Regions from separate parts of the Homo sapiens genome. Here region 2 is linked to region 1. A link is an interaction called in ENCODE POLR2A ChIA-PET data of the cell type or tissue named here. Cell type or tissue: A673. All regions are shown on one strand.

Region 1 (5,000 bases):
GAAAAAAACCTAGGGAATACCCTTCCCCACATTGGTCTTAGTAAAGAATTTTTGGCTAATTTTGCAAAAACAATTGCAACAAAAACAAAAATTAACAAGTGGGACCCAATTAAATGAAAGAGATTCTCTACAGCAAAAAAGAAAAACAAAACTATCAATAGAGTAAACAGAACCTACATAATAGGAGAAAATATTTACAAACTGTGCATCTGATAAAGGTCTAATATCCAGAAGCAACAGGAATTTAAACAAATCGATAAGCCAAAACCAATAACCCCATCAAAAATGAGCAAAGGACAAGAATAGGCCCTTTTCAAAAGGAGACATACAAGCAGCCAACAAACATATGAAAAAATGTTTGTCATTAATCATCAGAGAAGTCCAAATCAAAACCACAATGAAATACCATCTCACACCAGTCAGAATGGCAATTATTAAAAAGTCAAAAAACAACAGATGCTGGCGAGGCTGCAGAGAAAAGGAACCACATATATACTGCTGGTGGGAATATAAATTACTTCAGCCTCTGTGGAAAGCAGTTTGGAGATTTCTCAAAGAATTTAAAACAGAGCTGCCATTCAATCCAGCAATCCCATTACTGGGTATATACCCAAAGGAAAATAGATAATTATACCAAAAAGATACTTGTACTTGTATATTCACCACCAAACTATTCACAATAATAAAGACATGGAGTTGACCTGGATGCCCATCAATGGTGGATTGGGTAAAGAAAATGTGGTACATACACATCACGGAATACTACACAGCCATAAAAAAGAATGAAATCATGTTCTTCACAGCAACATAAAAGGAGCTGGAGGCCATAATCCTAAATGAATGCGGCAGCAGAAAACCAAATACTGTGTGTTCACACTTACAAGTGGGAACTAAACTTTGAGCACACATGGACATAAACATGCGAGCAGTAGACACTGTGGACTACTAGAGGAGGGAGTGCAGTAGAGAGGTGTGGACAGAGAAACTAAATATTGGGTACTATACTCAGTACCTGGATGCAATATACCCATGTAATAACCCTGCACATGTGCCCCCGTATCCAAAATAACAGTTGAATTAAAAAAAAGAGTTCGGGCTTTGGATTAAATGATGACTCAACCAATTAATGCTTTGGGCATGTCTGTAATTCTCTCTGTTCAGTTTTTTTTTTTCATTTTAAAATGAAGATAACAATTGTGTTATCTCATATAGTTGTGAGAATTAAATGAGATAATATGTATAAAGTTCTCGAATATTGCTTGGCAAATAATAATAGCTTCAAAGCTACTTATCATCATTTTCATTATAATTATTCCCATCTGTATCTTCTCTCAGTAGGCATAAAGGTTATTTCCAGCTTTTTGCTACTATAAATTTTGCTGCCATGAACATTTTTGTACATTTCTACTGGCACACTTAGACAAAAGTTTCTGTAAGGCATATTCTTTTTTTTTTTTTTTCTTTGAGACAGAGTCTTGCTCTGCTTGCTCTGTCGCCCAGGCTGGAGTGTAAGGCATATTCTTAACAATGGAATGTGGGATTATAAGATATTAAGAAGTTCAGTTTTACTAAGTAAAGCTACACTGTTTTCCAAAATGATTGTGTCAATTTCCATAGTCAGCAGTAAAGAATGAAAATTCCTGTTGCTTCATATCCTTCCCAACACTTCGTAATTTCTATTAAATTTTTTCTTGCCAGTGTTGTGGATATGAAATTGTACCTTCTTTTAATTTGCATTCACTTGATTACTAGCAAGGCTGAGCAGCTTTTGTTATATTTACAGGCCATTTGTGTTTCATTTTTGGAGAAATTCCTGGATTTTGCCCATTTTTTAAAAAATTGGGTTCTGCTCTTTTAGCAATTCTTTTTTTTAGATACTAATTTTTTTGTCAGTAATGTGTTACAAATATATTCATCAGGATCAATTGCAGTCATATATGTGGCTGGAGAGTGGGCAAAGAAGTATTAGTAAAGAAGGCTTTTCTCTGGAGATGAAGCATTTTAAGGTCTTTCATTTTTGAGTGTGTGCCTCTTTCCTAATCTCTGTCATGATTTGGAGCCAACTTTCTTGGTTTCTGCTTTGCTTCTCTCTCCAGTTCTTATATATAGATTAGGAGCCATGCCTTCTCCTTTCTTCCTGCCGCTACTAATCTGGTGGGTCTCCACTTTGTTTAAATAACTATCATAGCTTTATCACAGTGAAAATCGCCTAAGTATCTGCCTTGTGTTCACAAGAAGGGAGATGAGAAGAGTGTATCTTAGTCAGCTTATATCAGGTAGTCTTTAAATTTACTGTTGATTTGTCTAGTGGTTCTCAAATTGTTCTGCACTTTGGAATCACCCTGGGTCTTTAAAAAATACCTATGCCTGGTTCCCATCCTGCTATATTCTGATTTAAATGGTAAGGCCTGTGACCTGCACAGAGGCATTGTTTAAAAAGCTCCCCAGGTGATTTTTAATGTGCACTGGATTAGTCCTTCAGACTTAAAGTGTTATATGTGAACCAGTAGCATTCCTATCACCTGGGAGGAGCTTTTTAGGACTGCAGGATCTCAGGTTTCACCTCAGAATTTGTATTTTAGTAAGAACCATATTTAATAAGAAATAAGTGCATTGTGTTCATATTCAGGTTTGACAAATGCTGGCTTGTCTACTGTCGGCTTTTGCTTGGATTGTTAACCCAGAATTTTTCTTGAAAATCTTTAAGAATGCTACCTTCTCAGTAGCTCTCAGCCACACCTACTTTGGTTGTGGTTTTTCTGCTCTGATTGCTCTCTTTTTCTGATCCCATTAGCTTTTGGCTTCCAGAAAATCCTCACATTTCTCATCCATTCTCATCCTCATATTTTCTCATCCATTCTCATCCATTCTTCTCTGTTTTGTAACATGGTTATGGATTTATTCTTTTCTTATGTTTTCTCTCATTTCAGTGGAATACTTTTGAGGAAGACAATGTTGTTACTATAGCAATACTTCCCAAAGTGATCTACATAATTCATTGCAATCCCTATCAAAATTTCAATAGCCCTTTTTTTTTGCATTTATGGAAAGGTTGATCCTCAAATTTATATAGAATAATAAGGGATTCTAAATAGCCTAAACAATCTTGAAAAAAAACCAAGTTGGAGGACCCATACTTTCACATTTCAAATTGACTACAAAGCTACAGAAATCAACACAATGTGGTACGAATATGAGAATAGACATATGTCTATATAAATGTAATAAATTGAGAGTGTAGAAATAGACTCATACATATATGGCCATTTGACAAAGATGACCAAGTATGTCAAAATCATTCAATAGAGAAAGAATAGTCTTTTCAATAAATATGCTGGGGCAACCAGATAGCCACATATGAAAGAATGATATTTAACTCTTGAGAAATTTAATCCTCATGTATTACTGGTGGTAACTTAAACTGATGGAGCCAGTTTGAACAATAGTTTGACAGTTTCCCAAAAATTACATGTAGACTTACCATATGACCCAGCAATTCTACTCTTAGGTATATACCTCCGCCAAAAGGAAAATATATCTTTAGCTAAAAGCTTGTCTGTAAATTCTCATAACAGCATTATTCAAAATAGCCAAAAGTGGAAACAACCAAAGTGTTCATTAATTGATGAATATAATTGATGAATTACATGAATAAAAATCCATGTAATGCTGTGTTATTCACTGATAAAAAGGAAATGAAATAGCTATACATACTACAACATGGATGACCTTGAAAACATTCTGCTAAATAAAAGAAGCCAGACACAATGGCCATATATTGTATGATTCCATTTATATGAAATGTCCAGAATAGGCAAATCCACAGAGACAGAAACGAAATTAGAGATTAGTAGTTGCCAGTGATTAGGAGCGGGACTTCTTTTTGGTGTGATGGAATGTTCCAGAATTAGTGCTGTAGTTGCACAACATTGTGAATATGCTAAAAACTATTTTAAAAGTTAAAACTGGTGAATTTTATATTACATGAACATGATCTCAATAAAAATGTTTCTGATAAAAAGAATGATTTTTTTTTGTTTTTTTGTTTTTTTTTTTTGGTAGAGACGGGGTTTCACCATGTTGCCCAGGCTGGTCTTGAACTCCTGGACTCAAGTGATCCACCCACCTTGGCCTCCTAAAGGTCTGAGATTATAAGCATGAGCCACTGCGCCCACCCAAAAGAATGATGTTTGACTCTTATTTCATACCGTATACAAAATTAACTTAAAGTTAATCAAAGACCTAAAGGTAAGAGCTAAACTATAAAACTTAGAGGAAAGTGTAGGAGTAAATTTCATGACCTAGTGTTTGGCTTTGGCTACTTAGATATGACAACAAAAACACAAGCAACAAAAGAAAAAAACAGATTGGTCTTCATCAAAATCAAAAACTTTTGTTCATGAAAGGACACTATCAAGAAAGTAAAAGACAACCCACACAATCAGAGATAATATTTGCAAATCCTGTATCAGGTAAGGAACTAGTATACAGAATATGTTAAAACCCTAACTACTCAACAACAAAATGACAACCCAGTTTTTAAAATGAGTAAAGTCATAAATAGACATTTCTTCCAAGAAGATATACAATGGGCCAGTAGGCACATGAAAAGATGCTCAACATCATCAGTCACTACAGAAATGTAAATCAAGACCACAATGAGATGTTGTTTTCCACTGCTAGGATGGCTATTTTAAAAAATGGGAAATAACAAGTGTTGGTGCAGATGTGGAGAAATTGTAAACTTCATACGTTGCTAGTGGGAATATAAAATTGTGCAGTTTCTGTGGAAAACAGTTTGGCAATTCCTCAAAAAGTCCTACTTACAGTTACCATATGATCCAGCAATTCCACTCCTTGGTAAACACTCATATGAAATGAAAACAGATGTTCAAACAAAATCTTGTAAACAAATGTTCATAGCACTATTCACCATATCCAAAAAGCGGAAACAACCACAATGTCTATCAACAGTTGGGTGGCTAAGCAAAATACAGTAT
Region 2 (5,000 bases), 180 kb before region 1:
AGGACCCACCCAATGTCCCCAGGCGCTGCTCTCACTCCGGGAGCTGCCCCGGCCCGGGTAGGACAGACGCGCTCGCTCGAAGCCAGAGGCTCCCCCGGCTGAGGTGCCCAGGCCGCTCCTCCAGCCCGGGAAGAGCGTGTGCCCCTGGGGTCTGCGCCAGACGCAGCTCACCCCTTGCTCCTTCAGTCTCCCGGGCGGAGCCCGCCCTCGGGCCGGCCAGCTCTCGGGGCCGAGCGGAGCTCTGGGCGGCGCTCCTCCTGCTCATTCCCGCGCGGCTCGGCGTCCGGGAGGAAAGCCGCGGGAGGGCAGGTCAGCGAGCGCCGGGCCGCGGGAGGCAGCTTTGGGCAGATAAAAAGCCTCTGCCGCTCTTGGCCCTCTGGCTCAGGCCGAGGGCTGGGCTCCTCTGTAGAGCCGGTGCTGGGAGACTTCCTCCCTACACCTCGGGGTCTCTTCGGGCCTCGTGCTATTTATTTGTGCCAACATCTTTTTAAATTGGTTTTTTTCTATTCCTCTTTAGATTCTTTTTCCTTTTAAAAATTATTGGCATGGATGCTTTTTCTCCCCTCCAGATTATATAAACATTAAACACACACACGTACACACACACACACGTTTTCAGTAGCGATTACTGTGTTGACACCACTTCCACTCTGTCTCCCCAGATCAGCGCTTCTGACGAGCCCATTTGCACGGGGACTCGGCCCTCTCTTTTCCTGGCGAGGCTTTTGAACCTGTCGCCAAGCCAGTACCTCAGAGAGAAGGAAATGCAGAGGGACGAGAAGGATGCATGGCGCCTGCCCCCAGTTAGATGTTCTTCAGATAATCTGCAACCAAGTGCGCTGATAAAATATTTAATAAAGAGCCGGTAAACATCACTGCAAATACATTAAGGCATTTCAGCCCGACAGCTTATGATTATTTCAAAACTTAAAAAGGAGATCATAGATTGTCACTGTTTCTGTACTCAACCAAGAAACCGAACCTTCCTGAGGTGGGTGGATTGGTGGGTGAGTTGCTGCTTTTCGCCCCCTCTCCTCCCCCCTTCTGCTTGTCGCTGTGGCTCTCAGCAGCAGGGATTTATTTATTTATGTTTGCAGTTTAAAAGGTGGGGGTGGGGGCGCCGAGGACATGTAGGATCTGCTCACAAAGCACCAGCTCAGGTGTTGTGTGCTTTTGTATTAGCTGGAAAAGACAGACTCTGGAACTTTTACAGGGCGAGAAGAGGCCACCGGCTCGCGCTTTGTATACTTTGCACTTGAAATCGTTACATTCAACTGAATATTTGGCTCATTCAGATCCGAAAAGTCTCCTAGCATCGTCGAATTCCCTCCTCCGCCCCTCCGCTCTAAAGGGGGGAAGGGGGGGAAGGTAGGAAATGTTTAGTAAATTCCACATCTTTGAATCTTCCTAAAGCAGTGGTCACAGAGCTTAAAGGTGACACAACAGTGCTCACGTAAACCAACACACATTCCCCACCCCCCAAGCCAACAATAAAATCATCCCCTTCAATTTGCCATGATCGTCGCTACCAGGAGCCAGGTGATTATCCTAATTAATGTCTATCTAATTAAATTACTGTCAGCAGCTAACCAATGGCAGGAGCCGTTTCATCGGCTGCACAAGCAGCAAGATCAAAAGTGAGCCTTTTCTGATTGCTGCATAGTGTCAATTGGCCAATCTCTTCTCCCAGGGAAAAAAAAAAGTAAATCAAACCTTTGAGAAGCATTTGCTGGTTGAAGTGCTTTCTGTCTAGTGAGGGGGTCTGTGGATTTCTAGTTTATGATAAATAGGACTTTAAAAACCAGGGACGGGAGGGCGAGTGTTCAGGTTCTAGAGCTATGCAGCTGGAGCACTGCCTTTCTCCTTCTATCATGCTCTCCAAGAAATTTCTCAATGTGAGCAGCAGCTACCCACATTCAGGCGGATCCGAGCTTGTCTTGCACGATCATCCCATTATCTCGACCACTGACAACCTGGAGAGAAGTTCACCTTTGAAAAAAATTACCAGGGGGATGACGAATCAGTCAGATACAGACAATTTTCCTGACTCCAAGGACTCACCAGGGGACGTCCAGAGAAGTAAACTCTCTCCTGTCTTGGACGGGGTCTCTGAGCTTCGTCACAGTTTCGATGGCTCTGCTGCAGATCGCTACCTCCTCTCTCAGTCCAGCCAGCCACAGTCTGCGGCCACTGCTCCCAGTGCCATGTTCCCGTACCCCGGCCAGCACGGACCGGCGCACCCCGCCTTCTCCATCGGCAGCCCTAGCCGCTACATGGCCCACCACCCGGTCATCACCAACGGAGCCTACAACAGCCTCCTGTCCAACTCCTCGCCGCAGGGATACCCCACGGCCGGCTACCCCTACCCACAGCAGTACGGCCACTCCTACCAAGGAGCTCCGTTCTACCAGTTCTCCTCCACCCAGCCGGGGCTGGTGCCCGGCAAAGCACAGGTGTACCTGTGCAACAGGCCCCTTTGGCTGAAATTTCACCGGCACCAAACGGAGATGATCATCACCAAACAGGGAAGGTAATACTACATTTTTGGCTGCCGCTGCTCTAGGCGCAGCCGGGGACAAGTGCACCTAGGCTGTGACTGCCGCGGCAGCGACGATTTGGGGTCGGGAGCGGAGTGGAAGGCGCCCTAGAGTTGGCTAGTTTTGGAAAGGGGGAAAGTGGAAGGGATAACCGCCAGGGTGATGTTGGTGGGGGGGACCCCGTTCTAGGAACATAGTGGGAGAGCCAGTCAGTGGCCAGAGGAAGGCAAGAAAAAGGAAGAGCCCTGGCCAGCGGCTGGGCGATGGGAGGGACGCATCAACACTGGCATGCACGGACAGGTGGAGACGCAGGTCGCCAACCTCGCTCTCCACCTGGGCAGTGATAACTGCCACCTTCCCACTCCAGCTCACCCGCCGCTCTCCCTGATTTGGGTTGCACTTCTTTTCTTCTCCCACCACCCTTTTTCTAATCCAGCAAATATTCGCCTATTTGCTGCAAGTACAAGTTTTGCTTTGCTAACTGGCGCCCCGCTTCTTGCATTTAATCTTTAACATTTATGTTTCTTTTTTCCTTGTTTTCTCCCCCCACCCCTTAATTTAAATAGGCGCATGTTTCCTTTTTTAAGTTTTAACATTTCTGGTCTCGATCCCACGGCTCATTACAATATTTTTGTGGATGTGATTTTGGCGGATCCCAATCACTGGAGGTTTCAAGGAGGCAAATGGGTTCCTTGCGGCAAAGCGGACACCAATGTGCAAGGCAAGTCCTTCCAATTAACACATTTTCTTGACACTTATTTAGGTGAGAATGATTAATTAAAGCCTTTGTGGACTGGCTCGAGCGACTTTTAAAACGATCGGCCAATGACTTCTAAAAGGAAACGAGGGGGACAGGGGGACAGACTGAGCTGCGAGAAGGGGGAGGATTATGCAAAAGCTATTTTAATCACCCCCAGTTAATAGGAAGAAAGAATGGCCTAAAAAAGCCCCAGTTAATGGGCTTCATGGTGGAGTAAGGTGTGTGTATGTGTGTGTGTGTGTGTGTGTGTGTGTGTGTGTGTCCTACGTGGTGAGGAGCTGGGACTGGGCAGTGCCAGGGGCATATGTAAACAATGTATTTCTTTCTCTAGGAAATCGGGTCTATATGCATCCGGATTCCCCCAACACTGGGGCTCACTGGATGCGCCAAGAAATCTCTTTTGGAAAATTAAAACTTACGAACAACAAAGGAGCTTCAAATAACAATGGGCAGGTCAGTGGCTCAAGCGCTCGTGTTTTCTCTCTCTCTCACCCCTTCCTCCCTGACATCCAGTTCGTCAGTGTAAAGCAGCATATGGAACTGGATACACGTTTCTTTGCTTCATTAAAAAGACTTAAAAATTGTATTTCCACCCTCCAAATTTATATTAAATCTGTAAAGTTGTTCTCATTGGCAACACCTCCGTCGGCCCAATTTTGGAGTGCCCGACCTTCCCAAGTACTAATACTGATTGATTTTGAGAAGAAACCCCACAAGATCTGCAGGTTGTGGAAATCTTTGTTCCTCCTTACAGGAGGACTAGGAGAAGGGCCCTGAGGATCGGGCGGTCGGCTTCCCCCTTTTTTCCGGTGCCCCGGCTTATCTTCGCTCCCAGAGGTGCGAAAGCCGGTCTGCCCCAGCCAGCCAGCCGCCAGCCAGGCGAGTCCCGCGGTCAGTTAGCCTGGAAGGCGGGCTGCAGGCTGCCTCCGCCGGCCCGGGCGCGCAGCCGGGCGCACACAGCCACGCGCACAGCGACCGCGTTAACACGCCACCCGGCGCTCCCCTTTCTTCCCGCCGGACAGATGGTGGTTTTACAGTCCTTGCACAAGTACCAGCCCCGCCTGCATGTGGTGGAAGTGAACGAGGACGGCACGGAGGACACTAGCCAGCCCGGCCGCGTGCAGACGTTCACTTTCCCTGAGACTCAGTTCATCGCCGTCACCGCCTACCAGAACACGGATGTAAGGAGACCTAGGGGCTGGGGGCGAGGCGGGCGGCACAGACATCTCTCCCACCCTCTCACATTCTCCCGCCATGCAAGGCTAGGGTACTAGCAGCGCTAACATCAGCAACAGCTGGCTCCGCTGTGCGTTTTAAGGCTTAGGGCTCGGGGCCTGCCCACGGCACCTTTCCTAAATACCAAGCCGGTGGGAAAAAGCTTTCTATTTGTTTTCGTCGCTGGTCACCCGGGCCACCTTTGAGGTGGCCAGGATTTCTAAAGACTCTTCTTTTGGGAGTTTTAATTTGGGCTTTGAACTAGAACAGATTAAAATCTACTTTAAAAAAAAATTCTCTCTTTCCTTTAGAAAACAAGCAGATTTCCCCGTGCATTTTATTCTTGGCAAGCTTTGGCATCTAAAAAAAAATTTCTCTCTCTCTCTCTTTTTTTCATCTCAGAACTGATGGCTGAAATGAACAAACATCACTGTTCTGGGAGATCAAAAGAACATACACATTCATATATGTGAAAACTACAATAAATC

Evidence for each region. ChIA-PET counts read pairs that join two places held together with the same protein. Peaks named below come from ENCODE experiments on the same cell type or tissue, not always from the same donor. Only the 100,000 strongest peaks of a DNase experiment are listed, where the experiment ranks them.
Region 2: POLR2A ChIA-PET joins it to region 1 with 5 read pairs; 2 of 35 experiments call an interaction of 5 or more read pairs at or near these places.

What each region holds. Positions count from the first base shown.
Region 1 is chr2:161,598,420-161,603,419 of GRCh38, forward strand. No RefSeq gene overlaps it. Among named protein-coding and RNA genes, the nearest start is that of SLC4A10, 23 kb to the right of the region's middle. In A673, no CTCF peak of the experiment used is centred here; no DNase peak of the experiment used is centred here; H3K27me3 peaks cover 490 bases.
Region 2 is chr2:161,414,573-161,419,572 of GRCh38, forward strand. It overlaps TBR1 (T-box brain transcription factor 1), which reads left to right and starts at 1,725. Exons shown (of 6, transcript NM_006593.4): 1 at 1,725-2,530; 2 at 3,104-3,258; 3 at 3,629-3,750; 4 at 4,320-4,478. The coding sequence starts at 1,839. RefSeq lists enhancers at 1-89, 1,851-2,473 and silencers at 140-309, 380-429. In A673, no CTCF peak of the experiment used is centred here; no DNase peak of the experiment used is centred here; H3K4me3 peaks cover 855 bases.